Linked DNA regions of Homo sapiens: region 1 is linked to region 2. Evidence: read pairs that join two places in POLR2A ChIA-PET (ENCODE). Cell type or tissue: Panc1. All regions are shown on one strand. Each heading gives the region's core, and the rest is flanking DNA. Links, peaks and the distances in the headings are about the cores only. Region 1 overlaps CYP24A1 (cytochrome P450 family 24 subfamily A member 1). Region 2 overlaps BCAS1 (brain enriched myelin associated protein 1).

Region 1 (4,399 bases), core at 145-4,144, 200 kb before region 2:
GGAATCACCTGATCATTTATGTTTTTAAAAGTGGGCTCTGGCTGGTGGATGGAGAATAGACTTAGCCAAGAGAGTGGGTACAGCAGGCCAGTCAATGAGCTTGGTCTGTTCCATGGAGGTCAATCAAGGATAGTTTGTGCCCCTGAGGTTTTCCAGGCCACTTCCCCTCAAATCAGCTGCTGCAGCTTAGCCCCTGCAGTTTTCCCTACAGGCTCAGACTGCCTTACGTGGCTTTGGTAAAAGCTACAGTCATCTGCCCTTTGGAAACTCTATTTGGTACTTGCGGTGAGGGACTCACTGATATGGTTAAATCTGTTTCTTTTTTGGTCCTGGCTATTCTGAAAGTCACATTTGGAAAATCAGAACCATTTGAAAGTGTATCTAATTTGATGGCTACACCCTCTTCCTGTTTTGTAAATTAGACTCTTATAATAATGGCATCTACAGTTTATTTGCAGCCGAGGCTGCCAGTCCTCTGACATGAAGAAGACTGCCTTGGAGGCATCTTCTTCCAAAAATAATAAAATAACCATCATCTCTGAATGGTCTTGCACTTGGTGCTCATTTGTGTGAGTGGCACATGGCACTTAGCAACAGCGTCTTCATGTCTGCGGAGGTGGACACAATGATCATTTTCAGGAAATATTTGGCTTAAATTAGCAAAGTACGGCCTAAAAAATAAATACATATGACTACTAGTGGTGAATATTATGTAGCTTAAAGCTACATTGGCTGTTTCCACCAATATTTTTTCTCTAGTCATTGCCTGTGCAGAGGAAATAAAAGATGCCACTTAAAAGGGTGTGGGCCTTTGTCAGAAACTGTAGCTGGAGTACTCAGCTCAATGTTTGAATTTCTTATTTTTGGTGTTGGCACCCTCGTATGAGGGCTGTTTACATGTGGTTGTAACCCTCAGTGTAGGTAGTGCCTGTTTATTTTTGTGGTGACTTTTTAGGGTGTGGCCAAAGGAACTTTTAAATTTCAGAAATGCCATTTATTGTCCATTTCCACTATAACATTCTCTTAAAGCCTCTCATTAGCAACACCCTGAGGATCACCATCCCTCTCTGTTTACTCCATTTTTATATGAATGTTTTTTATATCAAGCAACTTTTAATTAAATGTTTATTTTGAGATCATTGTAGATTCACATTCAGTTCTAAGAAAAAATAGAAAGGGATCCCTTGCATCCGTTACCCAGTTTTCCACTAATAGTAATGTCCTGTCTAACGAGAAAACGTTGTCACAATCTGAAAATTGGCATTGATTTAACCCACTAATATTCTCATTTCACCAATTTTACATGTACTCATTTGTGTTCGAACAATTATTGCGTCAAACTGTATTTTAGGTCAGGCACAGTTGGCTCATGCCTGTAATCCCAGCACTTTTGGAGGCAGGCAGATCACCTGAGGTCAAGAGTCTAAGACCAGCCTAGCCAACATGGTGAAACCCCATCTCTACTAAAAATACAAAAATTAGCCAGGCATGGTGGTGGATGCCTGTAGTCCCAGCTACTCAGGAGGCTGAGGCAGGAGAATCGCTTGAACCCAGGAGGTGGAGGTTGCAGTGAGCCGAGATAGTGCCACTGCACTCCAGTCTGGGTGACAGAGTGAGACTCCATCTCAAAAAAAAAAAAAAACTGTATTTAAATGTTCTAAAGCAGCTGATTAAAGGATTATACTTTGATTCCCTCAGTAAATAATTTAAAATATATCCTTAATTGATATGTTTTATGAAATAAGTCTGCTTTTTTATATATTGGATTTGTCTAAAGGCGTAGCTATAAGGACGCGTGAAAGAGCTTCACTGATACATTTGCAGAATAAGGTGGTGGGCATCACCTTTTTTTCAGCTAATAGTGGTTTAATGCAGTTATTTACAAAAACTCAAGTTTATGTCCATTTGGCTTGCAGACAGCAAACAGTCTAATGTGGATTCTCTACAATTTATCCCGTAATCCCCAAGTGCAACAAAAGCTTCTTAAGGAAATTCAAAGTGTATTACCTGAGAATCAGGTGCCACGGGCAGAAGATTTGAGGAATATGCCGTATTTAAAAGCCTGTCTGAAAGAATCTATGAGGTAAGAGCCTATCTCTGAGCCAATATAAATGTGTTAGAACACTGTTCTCGTAAACACAAAACAAGTGGTCCCCTACTCATGGGCGGCTTCCCCTAGCTAATTAGAAACAATTATCACACTGCAAAAAAATCTTTGGAGCCATATTTCTTTTCTGGCACTCATTTCCTAAATCATTTGGGCAAATTCTATTAAATCTTGGAAAGCCAGTGCCCTCCCCTTTAATTCAATAATCTTGCTACTCTAATGAACGCTGTAAGCACTAATTAAGATAGGGGCATGATTGAAGGTTATGAGATGGAGGCTCACAAAAGAGCTATATTATTATATAATAGGACACAGAGAAAGCTTTGCTTTTGAGCCTCTGGTATAAAACATTTTTTGGAAATTCTTTTTACATCCTTTTGGGAAAACAAAACTCACAACATTTTAGGATTAGAAGGATACTGTCAACTTTGTGAAGAGTAGATTGGAGAAACATAGAACAAACATCACGCTTCAAGGGCTAGCACGGAAACATACACATTTTAGTCTGGAATGAAGGGGGAAAACCAACGTTAACAGTTTACTAAACAGCCTTGCACTGGGGTTTTAACTAACTCAAGAAGATGAGAGGAACAAGAGATACAATTATTGAGAAGAAAAAAACAACTTCTTTAGGAAGATCTGTGATCATGCTGCCTCTTTGAGTATGCACTTGGGCAGCATTTATTTAATCCAATCTGCATTCCCATTGACACTTCAGAGAGAACTTAGACTGTGCTCACCTTTACATCTTTGATTTTATCTTTTCAGGCTTACGCCGAGTGTACCATTTACAACTCGGACTCTTGACAAGGCAACAGTTCTGGGTGAATATGCTTTACCCAAAGGAGTAAGTAGAATTTGTATATTCTATACCTTACAAAACCTTGGAAGATACACTTTGCAAATATTCACCAGATCTCCCTAGACTTTGTACTGGAAAATATTCATTTTGGGAATGCAGAGATGGTAGAGAATAGTTGACATGTTGCATAGTATAGAATTAGAATTCACGGCTATGGAGACAGAGACCTGCATTCAGTTTCATCTTTTATCTGTGTTGTCTTGAGTGAGTTACATAATCTCTGTGAGCCTCAACTTCGTCTGTAAAAGGGGTTTAATAACAGAATCTGCTGCGCAGGGTGGTTGTGAGTATGGTGCACAATTCTAAAGCCCTTTACCTATTTATTACCTGGCACATTTTAAGCACTCAGCGCATGTTGGCAACCATCATTATTATAAATTTGTGGATTTGGCTTTTGATTTGTAAGGTGACAACTTGTGTCAATTTTGCCATTCAAAGGTCTCTTCTGGTTATTTTAAATACTATGTGTCTCTGCATGTGTTTAGACAGTGCTCATGCTAAATACCCAGGTGTTGGGATCCAGTGAAGACAATTTTGAAGATTCAAGTCAGTTTAGACCTGAACGTTGGCTTCAGGAGAAGGAAAAAATTAATCCTTTTGCGCATCTTCCATTTGGCGTTGGAAAAAGAATGTGCATTGGTCGCCGATTAGCAGAGCTTCAACTGCATTTGGCTCTTTGTTGGGTAAAACCTTTACCGGTTTCTGCAATTATGTTCTGTGCTGTTTCACAAGGCAGAAGAAGAGAGGGGTAATTCTGTTTTTGTGTGCGTGTGCATTACAGATTGTCCGCAAATACGACATCCAGGCCACAGACAATGAGCCTGTTGAGATGCTACACTCAGGCACCCTGGTGCCCAGCCGGGAACTCCCCATCGCGTTTTGCCAGCGATAATACGCCTCAGGTGAGCATCTAGGCGGTTCATTATCCTCTGCAAGGTAGTGAGAATGACGAGGGATGAGCTATGCTGGGAAGTCAGCCAGACTGGGGTTTGAATCCCAGCTCACCTCTAACTTGCTGGGTGACCTTGAGCAGTTCCCTAAACTCTCTACTTCCTTTTTTTTTTTCATTTGTAAAATGATGACCCAAAGAGAGTGTATCACAAAAATTTAATATGAATACCAAGTAGTTATTCCTGAGCCTGGCATCAATTAAGTGTTCAGTAAATGCTAGCAGCTGTTCATGGTTTTTGCATGTGAATAGTAAGGGTTGGCAAACTTTTTCCGTAAAGGGCCAGTTGGCAAATATTTTAGGTTTTATGGACCATACAGTCTTTGTCACATCCTCTTAATACTACCTTGGAACATGAAAGCAGCCACAGGCAATTTGTAAACTAATGAGTGAGCTGATGTCCTAGCTTTCTATTGCTGCCACCGCAAATTACTAAAACTTAGTGAGTTACACGACACACATCTATTATCTTACAGTTCTA
Region 2 (4,399 bases), core at 219-4,218:
TGTTTAAATAATTGATTTAATGGAAGAGAGAACTCAGCTGCAAAACCTATGCTTTGATTCACCAAATCATTGATTTTCTGCTTTCTATCCTTTGCATTTCCCTCCTTTTTCTTTTTTTTTTCTTTTTGAGACAGTCTCGCTTTGTCCCCCAGGCTGGAGTGCAATGGCACAATCTCTGCCCGCTGCAACCTCTGCCTCCCGAGTTCAAGTGAGTCTCCTGTCTCAGCCTCCCGAGTAGCTGGGATTACAAGCGTATGCCAACACACCTGGCTAATTTTGTGTTTTTAGAAGAGACAGGGTTTCACCATATTGGCCAGGCTGGTCTCAAACTCCTGATCTCAGGTGATCCACCCGCCTCGGACTCCCAAAGTGCTGGGATTATAGGCATGAGCCACTGCATCCAGCTAGAGATCTTTTTCTCTCTAGAAATTTACTGCTCATAAAAATAAAAATAGAGGCCAGGCGCGGTGGCTCACGCCTGTAATCCCAGCACTTTGGGAGGCCGAGGCGGGTGGATTACGAGGTCAGGAGATCGAGACCATCCTGGCTAACACGGTGAAACCCTGTCTCTACTAAAAATACAAAAAACTAGCCGGGCATGGTGGCGGGCGCCTGTAGTCCCAGCTACTCAGGAGGCTGAGGCAGGAGAATGGCGTGAATCCGGGAGGCAGAGCTTGCAGTGAGCTGAGATCGCGCCACTGCACTCCAGCCTGGGCGACAGAGCGAGACTCCGTCTTAAATAAATAAATAAAAATAGGAAAAGTATCATTTTTAAAATAACTATATTTTAGGGAAAGGAAAACAGAATCATGTAAGTCCTAACAGTGCATTCAACACATAGAGATGTAGCACTTCACAGAAATCCTGCGGGCTCCTGCAGGATTTTAAACAATTGCGAGGAATATCTAAGACATCTGTCATGCCCTAAATAGGAAAAGATTCTTATACATATTAATTCAGCTGTATGTCAAGAAATTGAATATTTGAAGTGCTGGTGTATTTTTATAAAGTGAGTGGGTAGAATACTGCATTCATGTGTCCACAAAGCAGGTAGGCAAATGAAACCAGAAAGGTGGTAGATCTAGATACAGTTTTATACTTCGTCAATATTAATAACACCTTACACTTGAAAATGCTTTCCTCCTCCAAACTATTTTCACCTACCTTATTTCATTTACTCCTCCTCATATCTTTCTTTGGACCATTAGATTTGTAAGAAAATCTTTGTTGGAATAATGTTCTCAGGCTTAGAGAAATACTGTGAGCTTTAATAATGGGTAAATTAAAAGTCCAAATGAGGAGGCAGCCATGAAATCAGAGGGTTTTTTAAATTAATTACATTCAATCTAGTAAGTCTAACAAAATCTGTTGAAATGTACTATTGGAGGTGGAAAGAGGGTGGTCTGTGACGGTAGTTACAAAACAGAAAACCGAAAGTCTTCCATATGAAATTCTTCTCTGAGCATTAAAATGTTAATACTGATTTGCTCTTTAAGGAAAGATTTCTGAAGGAAGCATTAATTTGGTCAATTCCTGTCCCTACCAATGACTTGCATTCCTTTCTACCCTAAGAGGGTCTCTGTAGTCGTTCAGCACTTTTCAGTTATCGGCAGTAACAACAATGAGAGCTACCGTTTATTTATTGTCTGCTAGGCACTTTGCACGCAGTATCTCATTTATTAATAGAGAACTCTAGGAAACAAGTGCTCTCTCTGCCCCATGATGGACATAAGGACACAGAGACTAGTGAGTATTTATGGGATTTTTCCACGGTCCGGGAGCTGGTAAGCGGGAGAGCCAGAATTCCAACTCAGTTTGTTGTTTTGTTGTCATTTTGTTGTTCTAAAGCTCACCCTTTGACTCATGTGTAATTGCTGCTTCCTGTGCTTCTGCAGCTGGTATTCTCAGAAAGGATACGAAGGTAGAACAACCACATGCTCCATTGTTGTGATTTCTTTAGTAATGTGTTCTATGGAAGTACCATTTTGATGCATTGAGCTGTTGCACTTACCTAAAATGACAATAAGGGAAAGGAGAAGAAAATTAATATATGGCTTACTTAAAGCTTGCACATAGGTTTTCTAAATATATTTGTCACTAAAACAAAATTTACCTTGGCTGGGGAATTTTGCCTGACTAGTCCAATTCCATTTCAAGTGAGCATTGTGGTAAAATACTAAGCTCAGATCCATTACCTTTGTTGATCCTAGAAATTTTCAGTAGATCCCATTCTTGGATTTGTTTTCATGAGACTGGTCTGATAAACAATATTGCAGATATAGTCACCATATATTAAATTTTCAGCCCAATTCTTTTTCTTTTAAATGTCAATTGTGTTTGAATTATATTGCCATCAAAATACATTAACATTCCCTTCAAAGAAATGTGAACTGACCACCAAACACTTTTGCTAGATTTTTGAATAGCTAAGTGATATACATTGGAGATGGTTCAAACATTCCTCAGAGTATCAAGCTATAGGAATGCATGACAAGATGAAAGAAATAAAAAATGATTTCATTAATATACAAGGCGTGAATGCCACAAGTAGATTCCATCTCAACACTGCAGGCTGAATGCCCTGAGATACTTCACCTTTGACTGTCATGAATAAAAATTAACTCCATGAAGAAAGTTGCTCAATATCACACTGGAAAATCTCTGAAATTACTTCATAGTCTTTAAACTGTTCTTCAAAGTATTAAATAGTCTCTGGAAGAATTTTAGTCTCTTTAAACAGTAACTTTGCTATTTTTGACAGCTGGAAAAAATAAGTTTCTATGTTTATGGTTCCTTTGAATACAGAGTTCAACATGAATTATTCTGATTTGTCTCTGCAAAGAAAAAAGAAAGAAGGGTAGAAGAAAAGGAGGGAAGTGAGGGAGAGAGAGAGGACGAGAGGAAGGAAGGAAGGAAAGAAGGAAGGAAGGAAGGAAGGAAACAGTTGTTATTAATAATAACTGCTGCTACAGAAGTGACTTCAGATGGATTTAATAAGATTCTAAGTGTAAACCCAAACTTCAGTCACCTTTGCATACATACAGCTTTACATGCCTCAAAATAAGCAATAAAGAAAAATCACTGAAAAGTTTGAGATACTCTCTCTCTCTTTTTTTTTTTTTTTTTTTTTTTTTTTAAGAAGTTGAACTTTGTTGCAGTAATCTCCCTGACAGCCTGGAGGTCTGTTTTCATGATTCATGATGTCAGCTGAGATCAGCTGCTGTCAACACAGCCTTCTGATTCAATCCCAATTCTTCTCCAAGGGCTCTCAAAGAAATGGGGGGAAAGAAAGCAAATTGAAACCTTAAATTGACAGAGTCCCTAATGAATGCCAAATTGAAACAACTAACGGGAAGTTTAGAATTCCTGTCTCCTAGGGGGCAAGTGAGAGAACTTTATTCTCTAGAAGGTGGTGGAGTGCTCATGCGTGACTCTTCATGTCCATTCGGTTTTTGCCTAAAAAGCCATTTTGTGCATTTGTTTGTTTTTTGCTGCTCAACATTCCCAAAGGTTGACAGATATGATCCAAAGCCACAGTGTAAAGGCCACTTGGGAATGGGCTTGAGTAGGAAGGGCTCTTACGACACAGCCCGAATTTGGAGGCTGAATGAAATCCTTACGTGTCCAAAGCTTTGGGTGTGATGGGAAGGCTGACAGAGCTGGTTATGAGGAGGGAAGAAATAGCCAACAGTTCATTTCTTTTTCTAAACCTTCTCAAGCAAGACTGGCCTTTGTAGAACAATGCACAAGGCACGGAGGAAGGAAAAACCCACTTTCCATGTAGACAGATCTAAATTTTATGGAGAGGACAGTCTGATCTTTGTTTGTCAATCTTAGTGAAACCTGCACCAATGATGTTCCTCAGTACACGGAACTTCCAGACACCACCTCTTTCACACTAAGCAGTATATTAAAAAGAGCACAACCCTTCTGTAATCCCAGTGCTTTGGGAGGCCAAGGCTGGAGGATCACTTGAGCCCAGGAGCTCGAGACCAACCTGGGCAACATAGTGAGACTCTGTCTCTGCAAAAAAATTTTTTAAAAAATAGCTGGGCCAAGCACAGTGGCTCACGCCTGTAATCCTAACACTTTGGGAGGCCGAGGCGGGTGGATCATTTGAGGTCAGGAGTTTGAGACCAGCCTGGCCAACATGGTGAAACCCTGTCTCTACTAAAAATACAAAAATTAGCAGGGCGTGTTGGCAGGCGCCTGTAGTCCCAACTACTTGGGAGGCTGAAGCAGGAGAATTTCTTGAACCTGGGAGGCAGAAGCTGCAGTGAGCCAAGATCATGCCACTGCACTCCAGCTTGGGCAAGAGAGTGAGACTCTCTCTCAAAAAAAAAAAAAAATAGCTGGACATGGTGGTGTACACCTGTAGTCCTATCTATCTGGGAGGCTG

What was found. Peaks named below come from ENCODE experiments on the same cell type or tissue, not always from the same donor. Only the 100,000 strongest peaks of a DNase experiment are listed, where the experiment ranks them.
Region 1: POLR2A ChIA-PET joins it to region 2 with 6 read pairs; 2 of 35 experiments call an interaction of 5 or more read pairs at or near these places.

What each region holds. Positions count from the first base shown.
Region 1 is chr20:54,156,641-54,161,039 of GRCh38, reverse strand. It overlaps CYP24A1 (cytochrome P450 family 24 subfamily A member 1), which reads left to right. Exons shown (of 12, transcript NM_000782.5): 8 at 1,917-2,083; 9 at 2,876-2,954; 10 at 3,455-3,652; 11 at 3,751-3,871. The coding sequence ends at 3,861. Among named protein-coding and RNA genes, the nearest start is that of CYP24A1, 15 kb to the left of the region's middle. In Panc1, for the core only: no CTCF peak of the experiment used is centred there; no DNase peak of the experiment used is centred there.
Region 2 is chr20:53,959,207-53,963,605 of GRCh38, reverse strand. All of the region lies in intron 10 of BCAS1 (brain enriched myelin associated protein 1), which reads left to right. Among named protein-coding and RNA genes, the nearest start is that of BCAS1-AS1, 46 kb to the right of the region's middle. In Panc1, for the core only: no CTCF peak of the experiment used is centred there; no DNase peak of the experiment used is centred there; H3K27ac peaks cover 2,316 bases.